2 separate regions of the Homo sapiens genome follow, and region 1 is linked to region 2. A link is a loop called in an ENCODE intact Hi-C map of the cell type or tissue named here. Cell type or tissue: dorsolateral prefrontal cortex. All regions are shown on one strand. Each heading gives the region's core, and the rest is flanking DNA. Links, peaks and the distances in the headings are about the cores only.

Region 1 (2,806 bases), core at 138-2,637, 360 kb before region 2:
AATGTTATTCCTAAAGGCCCACTTCAAAAATGAGAGACGTGGAGAGGGAGAGGAATATGCACCGGCCTTTGGCGAGGGGCCTGAGTTTGAATCCCAGTGTCTTCATTTCCTGGGGGAGTCATTTCACCTCTCTGCATCATAGTTTTCCCATCAGTAAAATGGGGATAATAAGCATGCCTAACTCAAGGCATGAGACAAATAACCAAACAGGTATGGGCGAGGTTCATACCTGATGCTTGACAAGCGTTACACATTCCTCTTCCCGCCTTCCTTCCCTCATCTTCCTGGGCACTTGTCACTCTGGTCTGATTCTATAATAATCTCCTGCCTCTTATTTCAAACCTGCAGCCTCCAGTATATACCTGGCCCCACGTGGATATCCCCTAAAAGTTCCTGTTCTCGAGAGCCTGTCAGTGGGCCAGGGAGGCAGGAAGGGGCCCCACCACCAGGAGAGGTTTCATGGAGGGTGCGAGAGCTGAAGCCTGGGTGTGTTTGGCGGCAGAGGCCCTGCTCTTTTCCTCTCTGGGGAGCAGCTGTCCCCAAAGCTTCCTGGCTGTTAACCCATGGTGGCTCACAGACACCTTAAGAAGCCACTGAAAACCCCTGGTGCTCTCCCGGGGAAAAGACCCAGGCTCACCGAAAGTTGTGAACAATTTCAAGGGGTTCAAAGACCTTTGAGTCCCATCCTCCAAACTCGAGTTTAGACTCTGTCTTAAAGCCTTGTTAGTTCATTTCTCAAACATTCACGGAGCCCCATGGGCTGCTCCTGGTCTAGGCTAGGTGCTGGGGGCCCAGAGACAGGGCTTTGCTCCAGGGTTGGGAGTAGGGGTGCGCTGAGACGCCCCTAACACAGGTACTGGCTAAAAACAGTGCTCCTGTGTTTAGTTCTTTCCCAGTGAGGCTCCTGCGCTGAGCTTAGCAACACGTCACTCCGCCCTCCCAATACAAGGTGTGGGAACAGCCATTTCACAGGGGGAAGAAACGGGGGTTCAGAGAGGGTGAGCAACTCCCCCAAGGTCACACAGCTGAGTGGACACAATCGGGGTTGTGAAACCCTCGGAGGCTCATCTTCCACAGGAGGTCCAAAAAGCTTTGCCGAGAAAACGGCTGAATGGGGCCTCCAAAGATAAACATGCCATCTGCCTACCACTGCCAACCCAAGAGATGTGGGCACCTGCGGACAAGGCGGGGGCTTGCCCAGCCCTGGGCTCCCACTCTGCTGGAGAGGCTGTGGGGGGTGGCGGATCTCTCTGCCGCAGGGACTGGGGAGAGGCCGGCCTGGGGGCAGGGCGAGGCCGTTGCGGGGCAGCCTCGGAGCTGGTCCATCTCGGGTTACCTCTCCTCCTCCTCCTCCTCCTCCTCCGTCTCCTCTCTCCCTGGCTCCGCGCCTTCCCGCAGTGTCCTGGATGGGGGTGGGCGCCGTGCAGGCCTGGTCGCCTGCGCCCGCGACGGGGGCAGCAGGCCACGCTCCCCGTCGGGGTCCCGCCATCGCCCCCTCCCTGGGCCAGCTCCTCACCTGCGCGCCGCAGCCCCCGTGTTCACCTTGCGCGCGTCCCTGCAGCCGATCGCCGCGCCGCATCCTCCGAGATGCTCAGACTCGGCTAACAGAGCCCGGCGCTGCCGATCGCGAGCCCGCCCACAGGAGCGCAGCCCTGCTTAACTCTTTCCCCTTAGGGGTGGACTCTTCTGTCAACCCTGACTTCCCCTCGCTCAGGGATTGTCAGGGCTCAGAGTGGAACCGAGGTCATCTCTGAGGGATGTGGAAATGTCTTCTGCAGCATCCCTGAAAACGGGGCAGCTAGCCTCTGCTTGCATACCTCATGGGACGGGGAGCTCACTTCCTTTCTATATCCCTACATCCTTTTAGGTAAATCCTACCTACAGCTTGGTATGTATCCTTCAGATTCTTCTCAATGTACAGTTACATGTACATCTTAAATAGAAATGACATCATACTGTATACTTTTTTTTTTTTTTTTTGAGACAGTCTTGCTCTGTCGCCCAGGCTGGAGTGCAGTGGCGTGATCTCGGCTCACTGCAACCTCCGCCTCCCAGGTTCAAGTGGTTCTCCTGCCTCAGCCTCCCTAGTAACCATGCCTGGCTAATTTTTATATTTTTAGTGGAGACAGGGTTTCACCATGTTGGCCAGGGTGGTCTCGAACTCCTGACCTCAGGTGATCAGCCCGCCTCGGACCCCCAAAGTGTTGGGATTACAGGCGTCAGCCACCGTGCCCAGCCACTGTACACATTTCTGTAATTTGTCTTTTTCACTTTCCAATATATTCTGGCACATTTTTCATGTAAATATCTATAGATCTATATCATTTCTTGTATCCACTGTTGAGAATTCCAGCATATGGTCAGCTAGTTATTGTTCTTTATCCTGTCCCCTGTAATTGGACATAGGTTGTTTCTAGCCTTTTGCTCGCAGGGATAATGGAGCAGGGGCCATTCCTTGCTTAACACATCACTGTGCACGTACACTAGTGCACCTACCAGATAATTGCCTAGCCGAGGCATGGTAGTAAAATCTATGGGTCTGCATATGGGGCTGGTAGACACTGTCAAAATGTTCTTGGTCTTTCTTTGAACACCTCTTGATATACTAAACATCCATTATTAGGCTCAATTCCTTAAGGGAAAGCCACACAGGAAATATATGTGGTTATCAAAAATGAGATAGGGCTGGGTGCAGTAGCTCACACCTGTAATCCCAGCACTTTGGGAGGCCTAGAGAGGAGGATCATTTTGAGCCCAGGAGTTCAAGACCAGCATGGGCAAGATGGTGAGACTTTTTTAAATTAAA
Region 2 (2,806 bases), core at 92-2,591:
CTGGTTTACTCCTTCACCGTGGGCTGCACACACTCAAGTCTCCTCCTCCCTCTGGCTGGGACAACAGGACATTCCCAGTCCCTACAAAGCTGCTGCTAATGAAACTGAGTAGACTCAATCTTCCAACAACTAGCACAGTTTTTACTAAGGGGAAAAAAGAATGGGGTGGGAATTTTTTTTATCCCTCCAATATTTCACATCCTTTGAATGTAAGAAAAACAGCAGAAAGGACAGAGTCACAGCAAACATAACTGCCTTGGCCAACACGCTGCACTGCAGCAGCTCTCTGCCTGCCTGGGGGGCTCCTGCATAGAGAAGCTTGATTTGGCTCCTCAGTCACTTGATCATTTGACACTCAGACAGAGGGGAGCTTCTAGGCCCATTTCCCCAAATGGACACTGACTTAGTTTATGCTTTTTAATTCAGTGAACAAACACATGCTGAGCACCCACCTGTCATGGCTCTTAATCTTTTCTGTGCATTCTGGGGAAGGTTATGGACCCTCATCAGACTAATGTACAAAACACACAGAACTAGGCTTATAAAGAAAATTCAATTATAAATTATACAGTAATCAACTTTTTTTTTTTGAGAAGGGTTTCACCCTGTCATCCAGGCTGCAGTGCAGTGGCACCATCGTGGCTCACTGCAGCCTCAAACTCCTAGGCTCAGGCCATCCTCCCACCTCAGCCTCCCAAAGTGTTAAGGATTACAGGCGTGAGCCACCTTGCCCAGCCTGTTATCAAAATATTATAAAGCAATTTATGAGATAGTGATGCATGTACTTCTTTGTTAACACTTCAAGCAACAAACCCTAGCGGCAGGTCTAATAACCACTGTAATTTCAAAGTTGTGATGAGCATAAGTGGTATTTTGAGGTAGCTAAGTAACCGTGATGTGTGATGACAATATCTGTGAATTCTACTGGTGACAAAGTGACAGGCACTACAAATACTACTGAAGTTTCTGGCCTACATCCATAATTGAAGGAAATGCTAAATATCAGAGTCACTGAAAATGCATTTTTTTCCCCCTGTCCCAATTCATCAACCCCTGAACTCTATTCACAGAACCCTTGGAGATCCACGGCACCCAGGCAAACCCACAAATACGTGAAAGGCAGTGAGCTGAGGGAAAGCAGTAGAGATGTGGCCATAAAAATGAGCCAGGACTTCCTCAAGAATCTCAGTAGGGAGCAGGGCAGGTCAAACATTTGTAAATAATCACTGAACACGTGCCACGGGCATATAGGCAGAACAATGGGATTTATAAAATGATAGCATTCTTACATTATTCTTACGGTGATGCTTTTGTGACACTTTAGGTCATACTGGCTAAACTTGAACGAAATGGTACTGTTTACCACTTTTAAAAGTAGCAGTAGCTGCCTGCACTAAAGACTTACTGTGTCCTGGGCCCTGTGTCAGGGCCTTGCATACACTAGCTGGATAGGAGGTAGCATTGGCCCAATTTTGAGGATGAGCAGATGAAGGCTCTGAGAGAGAAACTGAGTCACTTGCCCAAGGTCTTCTGGTGGGTACACATAAAGTGGCAGAGCTGAGATTCACACCTGTATCCACCTGTGCCCTTAACAGCATCATCCCTGGGGACGTCCGCTGAGGACAGCCAGGCTGGCTGGGATCCCAGCGTCCTCTCCGCTAAATGTGCTTTGGGGTTGCTCTGAATCTGGGCTCCCATGCTTTGCTCCCACGCTTGAAGCAGGGCCTGAGAACCCACACCATTCCTGGAGCCCTTCCCTGGGCTCGCCAGCACTTACCCCCTGAGGTCGGCGATAAGGATCTGCCCTCCATTGCGCACATCAAAGATTTTGACGGACCTGTCTGATGAGCAGGTTGCCAGGCGGGTGCCATAGTAGTCCATCTGGGCGTCGTGCTGCAAAGGGAGGACAGCTCGGGAAGCCTGCAGGCTGGGTGGGTGGGTGGGTGGGGTGAGGGCTGTCACTACACAGAGTCTAGTTTGGACCAGAATCTCCCTGAAATCAATCTGATCTCAAAGTATCATCACCCTCAGGCAGGAAGCTAGCATGTGGACATTCTCACTTCACCTATGGGCAGTGTCTCTCTGAAATGGACAAAGCAAGCCATGCCCAGCTGGTGTCACAGACCCTTTACATACCTCAGGGAAGGGCTCTTCCATTCCTGTTCCGCAGGGTGGGTATGGGAGAAAAAAAGTTGGCCTAGCTGCCCTCTTCTTCCTCCATCCTCTCAGGCCCTATTCAGTTCTTAGGCTCTGTGGGCTAAAGGGGAATACCCCTGGGTTCAGCTCAGCCCTAGCACCTGATGCTAATGCATGGGAGCAGGCCAAAGGAGTGGGCCTCTGACTGCCTGGAGTCCCCAGTCAGGTCTTCTGTGATGCAGCTCTGGCCTGCACACAGGGTTCCATTCAGATATTTGGGCTCTTTCCAGCCCTGGCCCTGGATCCTTTGTGGACCTTTGTTTTGGGGCTTCTGCTCGACCTTTTCCCTAGTAGTGTGCCCAGAGCTTCCCAGACTTTCCACCCAAGGAACACAATGCCTTAAGTGTCGCTGCTCTCACCACTTGTGAACCGAATTCCTTGATGCTGACTGAGCATGCAGAACTAGGCCTGGCCCCTACCTGCAGATCCTTGTCCGCAGGGTGATGGTCTCTGAGGCACCATGCCTCCTGCACCACTGAACACCCTGGTCCCTTCTGCTTGCTGGCCCTGCCTATTCCAATGGATGTCCCTTTCCCCAGCTGTCCCACCCTGGGAGTTTCAGGACTATCAGCTGCACTCCCATGGCCACCAGGGGCAATTATGCCCATTC

Evidence for each region. Peaks named below come from ENCODE experiments on the same cell type or tissue, not always from the same donor. Only the 100,000 strongest peaks of a DNase experiment are listed, where the experiment ranks them.
Region 1: a loop joins it to region 2, with 2.8 times the contacts of the local background. A loop is called at or near these places in 2 of 110 quality-filtered maps.

The regions. Positions count from the first base shown.
Region 1 is chr3:9,950,806-9,953,611 of GRCh38, forward strand. It overlaps PRRT3 (proline rich transmembrane protein 3), which reads right to left and starts at 1,603. Exons shown (of 4, transcript NM_207351.5): 1 at 1,517-1,603. The region is part of intron 3 of PRRT3-AS1 (PRRT3 antisense RNA 1); the gene reads left to right. RefSeq lists a silencer at 1,102-1,641. In dorsolateral prefrontal cortex, for the core only: no CTCF peak of the experiment used is centred there; DNase peaks (open chromatin) are centred at 1,306 and 1,606; H3K4me3 peaks cover 1,820 bases; H3K27ac peaks cover 1,353 bases.
Region 2 is chr3:10,313,544-10,316,349 of GRCh38, forward strand. It overlaps SEC13 (SEC13 homolog, nuclear pore and COPII component), which reads right to left. Exons shown (of 9, transcript NM_183352.3): 3 at 1,778-1,893. Among named protein-coding and RNA genes, the nearest start is that of SEC13, 6.2 kb to the right of the region's middle. In dorsolateral prefrontal cortex, for the core only: no CTCF peak of the experiment used is centred there; no DNase peak of the experiment used is centred there; H3K27ac peaks cover 252 bases.